2 separate regions of the Mus musculus genome follow, and region 2 is linked to region 1. Evidence: chromatin loops called from intact Hi-C (ENCODE). Cell type or tissue: heart. All regions are shown on one strand. Links, peaks and the distances in the headings refer to the core of each region. The heading gives the core; the rest is flanking DNA.

Region 1 (6,569 bases), core at 2,583-5,082:
AACCTGGGTGATGTATAGGCTGAAGGAGTAGATTAGCAGAATGTTAGTTACATAGATGGCTAAGAACTAATTTTTCCACTTTTTTTTTAAAGGGACAAATGAAAATGTTTAAGAAAACTTGCCTAGCAGTGGTGGCACACGCCTTTAATCCCAGCACTTGGGAGGCAGAGGCCAGCCTGGTCTACAGAGTGAGTTCCAGGACAGCCAGGGCTACACAGAGAAACCCTGTCTCGAAAAAACAAAACAAAACAAAACAAAAAAAAGAATACTTGCTGGCAATAGACTGGAAGTTTTCAACACCGTGGATCTCTTATTATCCGGTTGACTATAAGATATATGTTCTTTCTTTGTCATTTTTGTTTGTTTGCTTGTGTTGTTTGGTGGTGGTGGTGTGTATGTTTGAGACTAGGTCTCACACTGTATTCCAGCCTGGTGTGAAGCTCACCATGTCCCCACCCAGGTTTGCTTTGAACTTGTGGCAGTCTTTCTGCCTGAGTTGATTACCCCCCACCCCCTTCCCCAGGCACATCATTCTTTTCTTGCTTTGAGTTCATAAATGTGAATATTGTTAAATATCTTAAAAGTTCATTGTATTCAATTGTTGTAGACTCTAGTACTATTTATATGAGATACCATCTTATAATTATCCTTCATTTTTTTTATTTTATTGTACTGATTGAGTACATCGAAATCCCTTTGTGTATTTGTTTATGTTTACCTTAAACTATAGTATATATGACTCTCATCATATTCCATAATCCCAAATTTTTATTTTTTATATTTTTTTGTTTTTTTGAGACAGGGTTTCTCTGTATAGCCCTGGCTGTCCTGGAATTCACTCTGTAGACCAGGCTGGCCACGAACGAAGAAATCTGCCTGCCTCTGCCTCCCAAGTTCTGGGATTAAAGGTGTGCGACACCACATCCGGCTATAATCCCAAATTTATGGTCTGATACTGTTGAGCTTTTTAACTCCCAAATCACTGAGTATTTGATTTAAAATGTATATTAGATGTATCTCTCTTAAGTAGAGGAGTGTAGACTGGAATGCACAATATCAAATGTTCTGTCTCTGATATGACAAGTACTAAGTTATGAATATTGCTTCAGTTTATATATATATATATATATATATATATATATGCGCACGTGTGTGTATGTGCACGCATACACACATGCTCAGATACTAGCCTGTATTTGTTCTTAGGGATTGTGGATCATAAGAGAGTTTGAAGCCGACTGAACTAGAAGGGTAGAAGGTGTTTGATGTGAAGGGGATTAGACATTTATTGCTAGAATTGCTAATGAAACTTAATGTAGAGTTTTAGACATGGTTTTGTAAGGGAGTACAAATATGACCTTCAGATGCCAGTGCAAGTAGTTAGAGTTTAATATAGTAGTAACATTCACTCACTTAAAACAAACATATAGCCTGGCGTGGTGGCCCATGCCTTTAATCCCAGAACTTGGGAGGCAGAGGCAGGTGGATTTCTGAGTTCGAGGCCAGCCTGGTCTACAGAGTGAGTTCCAGGACAGTCAGGGCTACACAGAGAAACCCTGTTTCAAAAAACAAACAAAAAACAAAAAAACAAAACAAACATATAGCACCATGAATAGTTTTCATGTGCAAGTGCTGCACAGATCAAGTCGTCCTGTACGTAGGCACAGAGGGTGTTTAGCTTTATATTCTCACCACCTTTCTGGTGTTAATCCTAGACATGCCAGTGAGATGGTCCTAGTCCCATTCCAGTCTCATGGCTCCTGACTTGGCTTCTTGGTCTCATCTAGCACTGACAGGCTGTGTCTACATTCTTGCCTCTCAGACAGGCAGGTGTTTGTTGTTTATTTTAAATAATAATAATAACAACAACAGCAATCAATGTCCAAATGAAGGAAGGAACAACTTGGCACTGTATTTCAAGTACCTTAAAATTCATCTCCATTTTTTTTTTAAGTTAGAGACCTTTTCTAGAAAGTAACTAGAGAGACGAGTAAAGGTAGTTATTTTTGCATTAATTAGAATGAAAAAGTAGACATAGATAACAATGATGAGGGTGTAGTAAATGAATTAAAGTATGATTATATAGAAGCACTATGATGTCATTACATAGTAATGACTTTAATAACTTTTCAAGTTATAGGAAAATGCTTCTACAGAATTTTTTTTAAGAAACTAAGAACTACAAATTGACTTCCTTCTCTGAAACACTGGGAATCAGAAGTATTTTGAATGTCTGAATATTGGGACTTAATCTGCATATACACAATGAGATCCACATCTAACCACAAAAGCCAAATATATATATATATATATATGCATATATATATGTGTGTGTGTGTGTGTATACATATATACACACATACATACATACATATACATATATATTATACAATAGAATGAATATAATTTTATACATTAGTTTTGGTGTAGCTGTGTATTGACCACTACATGTCATGTAAGATAAGGTGTGGAGTTGTCCACTTAGGACATTATAGTGGCACTAAGAAATTAGACTTTATAATGGCACTAAGAAATTAGACTTACAACATTCAGGTTAGGCATGCAGAACCTGTAGATCAGTGGTTTGCAACCTTCCTAATGCTGCCGCCCCTTAATACAGTGCCTCATGTTGTGATGACCCCTATTCCTGTTGCTACGTCATAAGTGCAACTTTGCTACTCTTAGGAGTCAAAATGTAAATATCTGATAAGCAGATGGTCTTAGGTGACCCCTGTGAAAGGTTGTTTTACACCTAAAGGAACCAGGACCCACAGGTTGAGAACAGCTGCTGCAGATTGTGCATCTGTGACATTAGTGGTCCGCTCAGGTTAGTGGTATTGTAAGAGCTCTTTGTTATTCTCAACACTTTCTAAAAGCATATAATTACAAGATGCTATACTAAACTGTTAAGACATGAAACAGGAAAATTAGCAGAGATAAGGTCATTTCTATGAGTGTCCCCCAAACACCTAACCATGAACGACAGAAGCTTCAGTTGAAATCTGTTTCAGCCTTTCCCGAATAGCTTTCTGTAAAGCCCCTTAACTTTGTCAAGAAGTACAGAAGTTTTCTATAATTTAGTGTCCAGAGTCCTTGGTGAGGGGTCATTTAAGTTGTTCTGTAGCCATATATATAGAATCCACATTTTTAATAAATTCTTGAGGGTAATTTGTTCTGGTGCAGGGAAGGGTAGCCTGCTGCTCTTGGAGAAAAACTGCTGTAGCTGAAGCTACTATAGATAGATCCCAATGTTTTCTTTCACTGGGAACTCGGACCTGCCAAGGTAGGAGAGGTATGAGAGGAGTGCCTTGGCCCAGTGGTCACCTGGCAGGATGTTCATCAGATCCTAAAGTGCATGGCATGCCCAGATACTGTTGGAGCCTAAGATGCTGCGTTTCATGAGCCCCGCAGGTCTCTGTCTGAAACACCCACCTAACATCACACATGGTGATGGTGGAGCTCAGCAGTAGTATTGCTGTGTATTGGTGAAGAATGACTTACAGCTTAAAAATGGTCAAACGCTGGCCTTTATGGACTGATTGCATTACGCAGTCTTTACCTCTAGATGGCAGCAGAGACTAGTTTTATTAAGACAACCCCAAATGTCATTCCTGCAACTGTGTTGGGGCAGAGAATAATTTTTTTTTCTTTCTCACAGTATGAATTTAATACTTGGACTTGTTTCTGTAAATGAAATATGGAGCTGTATAATGTGTCATCCCTTGGATCATTTTTATAGAATGTTACGTCAAATAGCTCCAAGAAATTTTCTTTCCAAATTTGGAGTGCATATTGCAAGAGAGATTCATGCATGTGGCTCTTTTAAGACCACACAGTGACTGTTCTACTCGAAGGCTCCTGGGTTTCATCAGAAAGCAGATGTCTGGGAGGGAATTAAGCAAGTTGGAAAGTTCATTCATGGAAGAAAAAACTTTTTTAAAAAAAAGTTATTGAATCTTCATCTCAGCATGAAAGGCGCTATTTGGAATGGATAACAAGTCTCAAGGGTGATGGGCTCAATGAAGAAAAGCTCTGTTTAGGAAACAATAGAAAAATATGTTTATATTTATATTCATTACATTCTCAGAGAATTAGCTTGCTTTGTCCGCTGCTTCTTAAAAAGAAACGTCACACTCTGTAGACTCCGGGCTTGCCACAGTCACTTAAATGGTTGTGAGTTTCAGTGACCAAAAAACTGCAGGTGCATGCGATGTTTTCAGTTTGGTTCAGTCGGAGTCTCCGGCCGCTTTCTTTAAGAATCCTGTTTTGGACAGCAGCAGCGGTCGCCATCTTGGTCCGGGACCCGCCGAACTTAGGAAATTAGTCTGAACAGGTGAGAGGGAGCGCCAGAGAACCTGACAGCTTCTGGAACAGGCAGAAGCACAGAGGCGCTGAGGCAGCACCCTGTGTGGGCCGGGGACAGCCGGCCACCGTCCGGACCGGAGGACAGGTGCCCGCCCGGCTGGGGAGGCGGCCTAAGCCACAGCAGCAGCGGTCGCCATCTTGGTCCGGGACCCGCCGAACTTAGGAAATTAGTCTGAACAGGTGAGAGGGAGCGCCAGAGAACCTGACAGCTTCTGGAACAGGCAGAAGCACAGAGGCGCTGAGGCAGCACCCTGTGTGGGCCGGGGACAGCCGGCCACCGTCCGGACCGGAGGACAGGTGCCCGCCCGGCTGGGGAGGCGGCCTAAGCCACAGCAGCAGCGGTCGCCATCTTGGTCCGGGACCCGCCGAACTTAGGAAATTAGTCTGAACAGGTGAGAGGGTGCGCCAGAGAACCTGACAGCCTCTGGAACAGGCAGAAGCACAGAGGGGCTGAGGCAGCACCCTGTGTGGGCCGGGGACAGCCGGCCACCTTCCGGACCGGAGGACAGGTGCCCACCCGGCTGGGGAGGCGACCTAAGCCACAGCAGCAGCGGTCGCCATCTTGGTCCGGACCCGCCGAACTTAGGAAATTAGTCTGAACAGGTGAGAGGGTGCGCAAGAGAACCTGACAGCTTCTGGAACAGGCGGAAGCACAGAGGCGCTGAGGCAGCACCCTGCGTGGGCCGGGGACAGCCGGCCACCTTCCGGACCAGAGGACAGGTGCCCACCCGGCTGGGGAGGCGGCCTAAGCCACAGCAGCAGCGGTCGCCATCTTGGTCCGGACCCGCCGAACTTAGGAAATTAGTCTGAACAGGTGAGAGGGTGCGCCAGAGAACCTGACAGCTTCTGGAACAGGCAGAAGCACAGAGGCGCTGAGGCAGCACCCTGTGTGGGCCGGGGACAGCCGGCCACCTTCCGGACCAGAGGACAGGTGCCCGCCCGGCTGGGGAGGCGACCTAAGCCACAGCAGCAGCGGTCGCCATCTTGGTCCCGGGACTCCAAGGAACTTAGGAATTTAGTCTGCTTAGGTGAGAGTCTGTACCACCTGGGAACTGCCAAAGCAACACAGTGTCTGAGAAAGGTCCTGTGTTGGGCCTTCTTCTTCGGCCAGGAGGAGGTCCAAATACAAGATATCTGCGCACCTTCCCTGTAAGAGAGCTTGCCAGCAGAGAGTGCTCTGAGCACTGAAACTCAGAGGAGAGAATCTGTCTCCCAGGTCTGCTGATAGACGGTAACAGAATCACCAGAAGAACAATCTCTAAACAGAGTCAACTATAACTACTAACTCCAGAGATTACCAGATGGCGAAAGGTAAACGGAGGAATCTTACTAACAGGAACCAAGACCACTCACCATCACCAGAACCCAGCACACCCACTTCGCCCAGTCCAGGGAACCCCAACACACCTGAGAACCTAGACCTAGATTTAAAAGCATATCTCATGATGATGGTAGAGGACATCAAGAAGGACTTTAATAAATCACTTAAAGAAATACAGGAGAACACTGCTAAAGAGTTACAAGTCCTTAAAGAAAAACAGGAAAACACAAACAGGTAGAAGTCCTTACAGAAAAAGAGGAAAAAACATACAAACAGGTGATGGAAATGAACAAAACCATACTAGACCTAAAAAGGGAAGTAGACACAATAAAGAAAACTCAAAGCGAGGCAACTCTAGAGATAGAAACCCTAGGAAAGAAATCTGGAACCATAGATTTGAGCATCAGCAACAGAATACAAGAGATGGAAGAGAGAATCTCAGGTGCAGAAGATTCCATAGAGAACATCGGCACAACAATCAAAGAAAATGGAAAATGCAAAAAGATCCTAACTCAAAATATCCAGGAAATCCAGGACACAATAAGAAGACCAAACGTACGGATAATAGGAGTGGATGAGAATGAAGATTTTCAACTCAAAGGTCCAGCAAACATCTTCAACAAAATTATTGAAGAAAACTTCCCAAATCTAAAGAATGAGATGCATATGAACATACAAGAAGCCTACAGAACTCCAAATAGACTGGACCAGAAAAGAAATTCCTCCCGACACATAATAATCAGAACATCAAATGCACTAAATAAAGATAGAATACTAAAAGCAGTAAGGGAAAAAGGTCAAGTAACATATAAAGGCAAGCCTATCAGAATTACACCAGATTTTTCACCAGAGACTATGAAAGCCAGAAGAGCCTGGACAGATG
Region 2 (6,569 bases), core at 1,427-3,926, 230 kb after region 1:
AGAGGTCAATCTTGACACGAATCTTTTACCATCACAAGCCTGATAGGTGAGTGAAGCTGTGCTTAGGAGTCAAGAAACCAAGGCAAACAATTACACAAAAATAGTGGTACGCATAAGATGCACAGGAGAATCTGAAATGTGAATGGTTGGGTGGGGTTGATAGAGCAATCAAACAGACATGACATCAATAAATCAGACAAGCAAACTATATGTTTGCAGATTTAAAAATGTCAGACTAAACTTCCACAGACTTTCTCCAGACCAGCCTAGGCTTGATGAATTTTGAGTGTATGCTAATTTAGCCAGGATTGGTACTCTTGGGATTAGTTAGGCGAGGTATATTACGTCCCAAAAAGAAAGTCTCTGAGATGTCAGAAAAGCATAAAAACTCCTTGGGTTCCCTTAGTTGCAGACACATCTGCCTCCGTGCATGCGCCTCCTCTGTTAGTGTGTGTCCCTGGTAAGGGTTTCAGGATCCAGAGCTTGCCCCCTTCCCTGGGTGCGATGCTGCTGACCCTCCCACTTTGTGTGTCAGCGTCCTGTGGATCTAGAAAACACTTTAAACCCCATCCGATGCATGAAGTTGTTCTGACCTAAGACTGTGATGGCTGCAGTATGCTTTCATATATTTGAAACAATTACGTTATTTTGCTGCTTAAAAATATTTATAACTCTGCTGATTAATAAGACAATAGATGATTGCGAAGGGAAACGAAGAAAAATGTTTTCTGGTCGGTTAAGTTAAAAGTACAAATACTAAAGTCCCATTAAAATAGTGACCAGAGGGGGAGAGGCAGACCCGTGGTTAAACCTGCTTACTGCTCGTGCAGAGGATACAGGTTCAATACCCTGCACCCGTGTGCAAGTGCACACACATACACACACACATATACATAGACACCACAAAACCCCAGACAAGCAAACACAAATAAATAAATAAATAAATCCTTTACAAAGAAAGCATACATGCATGCATGCATGCATACATACATACATACATACATACACACACACACACACACACACACACACACACACACACCAAATGGTGACTTGTATCTTGCCACTAACAGGAATCTGATGTAATGCTAAAAGCTGTCATTCTCTGGATTTGGAGTCAGCCAAGAAATTTGTAACTGCCTATCCAAACTGGTAGCGCTACTGTTATAGCAAAGCACGTGCAGGTGAATATCACTATATTACTCCATACTGTTAAATAATCCTTACTTTATATGCACTTAGCTATGGCAGACCTAGGTGGACTTTTCAGCTGAAGTTGCCTAGTGTAAGGGAACTATCCAGGTGTAGCTGGACACATGACCACACTAGTGCCGAGATAACTAGATTGTTTACGTCATAACCGTGGCTTTGTGGTTCTATCTGGGGACAACAGTTTGAGTGGGTTTGAGTTGTAGTTCCCCTTCCTTCCGTAGACACACTGCTCTCTCTTGACACTTCGTTGGTAGTGGGATGTCCTGGTCGCTTTGCTTACTTTGGGAGCAACAGATCCACTGTGATTTGAGCTGATGTTTTTCCGTCTTCTGTTTAGCAGGTCTCTAATGCATCCACACAGCCTAGTGATGGGGTAGTAAAGCTTGCTTCCTAGTGTGTACAAATGCTGTCTTTCCAAATAGGAAAAGAACTGAATGAAACCTGTGGCGGAGCCTTATTTCACAAGGAGTAGTTTAACACCCAGCACCAACATTCTTCTGAGGTTGCATTCCATAAATAATGACTGCTGGGCAGGAAGACTCATTTCCTATTCTGGAATAAATTGAACACACTCGAGATTTTTACTGTCTATTCAGAATCCTCTGGGCTGTGAGGCTGTAAATTATCACCTTCTTGAGTATGGAGCTTCCATTATATAATTTAAATTGTATGACAGAAGTGAGCAAGAGAATGTTAATTTTTTTTTAAATGTTTCTTGCATAAAACCAGAGATCCTCCAAGGAGAGAAAAGGATATTTCTGCTCTTTAACATTCATCAAGGAAATTTCAGTTTTGTTTTGAAGAATTGACTTCCTGGAGATTTTCTTAGTGCTCAAAACATGGCATTTTGCTTTCTAAACTCATACCTGTTGGCAGGTGTGTAGAGTCTGGAGTCATGGTCGTAACTTAGGGTCCAAAGAAAGCACCCTTCATGTGCTTCCCCAACCACCCTTTTATAGCCTATACCATTAATCAACTTCTCTGAAGGGGCTAGTATATCATATAGTCACACTGGACTCCTTAGGCCCAAACTATAGCTAGCATCATGATAGTTTTCTGTATTAGCAATGGTGGTGCCAGCACCCGATTATTAAATACTTTTATACCATTATAAATATGCTCCCTACCTTATATCTCCCCTTTATTGCCCACAGCAAAGGCAGGTTTAGATATTATCTCCATTTTGTAGTTCAGAAAACTGAGGACTTTTGTGGGACAATGGGGTCCTGCGTCCACTGGGGCTAGGGCTGCTCAGGGCCAGGCAGACGTGGGGAGTTTGAGTGCTCGTGGGTTGGACTGTGAGAAGTCTCGGGATCCTGCTTTGGGGTGGGGAAGGGCGCAGTCTGGGGTTCCCGAGGACCTGCGGGAGTTGGATTCCGACTCCACAGATGCCGCTGGGTACTGTAGAAGGTCCAGTTTTGGAGTCCCTGGGCCACACAGAGGCCAGGGATGACAAATTCTCGCTCTTGGGCACCTCAGATGCCGCTGGATGTCTCAGAAGAGCTGAGAAGAGAGTGGGGACCTCGGGTGGACTCTGTCCTGGGGACTGAAGGGAAAGGGACTGAGAGGAGAGGGCTCCAGCTGGGTCCTGAAGGGTGGAGAGTCTGGCTTGCTCGCCAGCGGGTAGGTTGGCTTGGATTAGCTGGCGGCCTTGGCTTTGTGCACAGGGAGGCCTCTAGCGGGTACATGCAGGACTGTTTAGAGGGAAGCCCGCTCCATTGCATCAGCACGGCGGTTCCGATGAGCAGAGACAGTCCGTGGTTTTAAGGCGTTTATTGCAGAAAGACAGAGAGGGAGAAAGTAGAGAAGCAGAGGGCGGCCGTGGCTGTGTGGAAAGAGGGGGAAGGGAAGGCAGAGAGGGGGGAGCAAGGGAGCAAGAGGAAGAACAAGAGAATAAGAGGTAAGAGAGGCAAGAGAGTGAGGAGGGGGCAAGGAGCCTCTTTTATAGTGGGCCAGGCCTACCTGACTGTTGCCAGGTAACTGTGAGAGTGGAGTCCAGACAGAATACCAGGAGCTTGGGGCATTGCCTACATGACTGATGGCCACACGCCACTGCAGGGGGCTGTGGGAGGCAGTAGCTGTGACAGGAGCCAGGGGACCAGGAGGCGTGGCCAAACACCTACCGGTCCCTTAGGGTCACCAGGGTTCCAGACCTGTGCTCGGCCTGGGACCAGGCCCCACAACCTTTGAGGTTAAATAGCTGTTGAAGATGGAATGGAACTGAAGTGGAAAGCCAGAGCTGCCATCTGGGAAGAGTCCATGCTCCAGGACATTACACACTACGATAATGAACTCCCAGACTTACTGGTTTCATTCTGGTTTTGTGTGGCATTCATATCTTTTCAACTCAAACAGTCCTTTCTCTGTTCTAATGGTTGGGCATGGCTCCATATCTAGATGCTAATATGTTAAAATTCCAAGATCAACAGCCGACTGTAGGATCCACAATGGTGTTTGGCGTGCCATTTGTTTGTAGCATAAATAAATAAGCAGGAGCACGCATACCCTTCCAGGCTTGGCTGGGCCTTCCGTTGTGATATCCCTACACTGACTGCAGTGTGTGGTATTAGAGACTGCAACAGTGGTGGTTTTGATCTTCTTAGATGAGTCAGGCATGTAGTGATGTCTGACGAGGAAAATTAGATCAAATTAATTTGTGACTGTTTTTTGAGAAGCCAGCAAGCAGCCTTTAGCCAGTTTCTTAACAGGAGAGCAGCTAATTGAAGAAAAAAAATTGCATAGATCTTTCCCCCCAGGATTTTTTTTCACTGGACAGTGTTTTATAAGTCAGTATTACACAGAAAGTATTTAGAGTTGAATTTTGAGGGATTCTAAAGGTTGATAAATTTTACTATATCTTAAAAACACTGGCAAATTTCTCTGCCAACAGTTTCCTCTGCCTCAGTTCTTCATCTGAGAACATGGTGGGTAAACTTCATCAGACATTTTTCAAATATTCTTTTTCCTTTCTTTTAGCATCCTGACTTGAGGTTGGAGGGGAGTAGAGGGAGGAAGAGAAAGAGATCTTTTCCCTTTTTCTTACTTTTTTATTGATTCTTTTTGGATTTCACATCATGCACTCCAATTCCACCCATCTCCCCTTACCTACGTATCCTCCCTCTGCCCTTGCAACCTCCCCCACAAAAAAGGTAAATAAATAAATGAAAATTAAAAAACAGAAACAAAACCATCTCAGCATGGAAGCTGTAGTATGTCACAGTGTGGCCCACATCTTCTTTTGCAGATATTCATTGCAGTGAGTCTTTGGTCTGGTCCGAGGCCTCTGGCTTCTGCTACACTATCAATACTGGAACCTCACCAGGACTGCTCTCAGATATCCTAATGTTGCCCAGTGTCTTGGAGATCCTGCAGCTTTGGATCCGCAGGATCACCCCTTTCACGTGCTTTAGCAATTCATAGATAGGGTAAATGCTAGAGTTGGCTACTCATAGCCTTGAATCTGGGCCTAGCTGGGTTGGTCAGCTCACAAGCTCTCCAGCACGGCCGGCCCCAGCTAACTCATCCCATGGCAGCTCTCCTGCTCTCCCGCTTTCCCGCTCTCCCGCCCTGAGGGCTCTGCTGTACTGTCCAGGTGAGATGCCAGTTCTCCCCAGTGCTGCATCTGATGAGGAGCAGGAACTGCTCTCTTACTCCATGACCCTGGGGCTAGCTCTCCTGCCTGCTGCAGGTGGCAAGCGGGGTAGAGGGGTGTCTCCCTCACCCACACCATCTCACAACAGATGAGTGGTGGGGCCAGCTCTCCTAGGATAACACCCTCAGGGTCCGCTTACCTCACCCTGCCACCCAGACCAGCTTTACTATGCTTCCCAGGTAGGTTGCAGGGTCTGCTCTCCTCTCCAGAGAGCTACAGCCAAGGAGGGGTGGGGCCATCCCTGCACAGCCCTTAGACATCAACATGTTCCCAGGCAACAGCCCAAAACAGGGAAGTCCAAATGGCCTTTGGTGAAAATGTGAGCCACAGACATGTCCAGCTGCTACTGCAAGGCCATGGACCCAGACATCACCCTAACTGGGAGTACAGGAGGGACTTCGTGATCTCAGGTGGCAGTGTAGGCTCCTCACATCAGGCTACTCCTCTCCACCCTCTGGTCTCCAGTTCACCTCTCTTCATCATGCAGAAACCATTCCACTTCTCTCCCATGTCTCTGCCACATGTTTGCATATCATAGTGGTACCCAATGCAGGGGGGCATGTGGCAGGTGGACCTCTGAGTACCTCCCACCTCCCCATGTAGCATGTGTCAGATGGACTGCATCCTGGCTTCTCTAAATTAGGATTTTTTTTATTTGTATTTTGTATGTTTGGTGTTTTACCTATATGAATGTCTGTATACCACATGCACTCAGTGCCTGTGGAGGTCAGAAAAGGGTGCTGGATCCACGGAACTAGCATTACATTACAAGTGGTTATAAGCTGGCATCTATGTTCTGGGAATTGAACTCTGGATCTCCTACAGGAGCAGTAGAGCATTGTAAGCCACCAAACCATCCCCCGACCCCCTAACGTGTCTTCAAATGAGAACAACCCTGTTCAAGAACTCCATTATATCAACACCAAAGCAGAATATGACGTTTGAAGTTTGAGGCAGAAGGCTCTCAGTATTCAGTCATACAGATCTTTAAGATACACTTTGCCAACAGTAAAAGTTACCCTTCAGATAATGTTCTCTTCTACAAATCCTGACAAACACTAGAGATCACAGATGTTACCATTACAGTCAAGACCTACAGAAGTTCCATCACCCCAAAACAGCCCCCCTCTACCCCTTTACAGAAACTTCTCCACTAGGTCCTAGAAACTTGCAGTTGCTGATCTGCCTTCTGTCCCTGTAGCTTTTCATTTGCTACAGTGCCATATGCATTGCACTTATGCAGAGTCCGGCTTCTTGAGTCTGGATTGTTTCCCTTAGCCTAGCACAGTTGGGGTTTGTCCATGTTGCTGTATTGTTAGTGCTATAGAGTAATTCATCCTACAGTTGTGCTGTAGTTTAAATATTCATTCAGCAGTAGAAGGCTGTCTAAATTGTTTCAAGGCAATTACAATGAAACTGGTAGAAATATGACTACTCAGTCATAGGCAATTTGCCTGTTAGGTTAGAAAGCATCAAATTCAAGAATTATTGGAGAAGGAAATGACTATTCTATTCTGTGCCAACAGACACATTTCTAGCCAGCAGGGTGGTTCATGCCTGTTACCCCAGCACTCAGGCGGCTGAGGCAGAAGGATGTGTTTTGGGTCAGCCTGGAGGTCCCTGCCTCAAAATATCTCTCTCCGAAAGCGATTAGTTTGTCTCCCCCATCACACTCACAATGCAATCAAGAATGGAGTTTTTAATA

What was found. Peaks named below come from ENCODE experiments on the same cell type or tissue, not always from the same donor. Only the 100,000 strongest peaks of a DNase experiment are listed, where the experiment ranks them.
Region 2: a loop joins it to region 1, with 4 times the contacts of the local background. A loop is called at or near these places in 2 of 42 quality-filtered maps.

The regions. Positions count from the first base shown.
Region 1 is chr16:57,590,867-57,597,435 of GRCm38, reverse strand. All of the region lies in intron 1 of Cmss1 (cms small ribosomal subunit 1), which reads left to right. Among named protein-coding and RNA genes, the nearest start is that of Cmss1, 13 kb to the left of the region's middle. In heart, for the core only: a CTCF peak has its summit at 3,552 (motif pointing right); no DNase peak of the experiment used is centred there.
Region 2 is chr16:57,359,521-57,366,089 of GRCm38, reverse strand. The region is part of intron 1 of Cmss1 (cms small ribosomal subunit 1); the gene reads left to right. The region is part of intron 1 of Filip1l (filamin A interacting protein 1-like); the gene reads right to left. Among named protein-coding and RNA genes, the nearest start is that of Filip1l, 9.5 kb to the right of the region's middle. In heart, for the core only: a CTCF peak has its summit at 2,890; a DNase peak (open chromatin) is centred at 2,859; H3K4me3 peaks cover 789 bases; H3K27ac peaks cover 989 bases.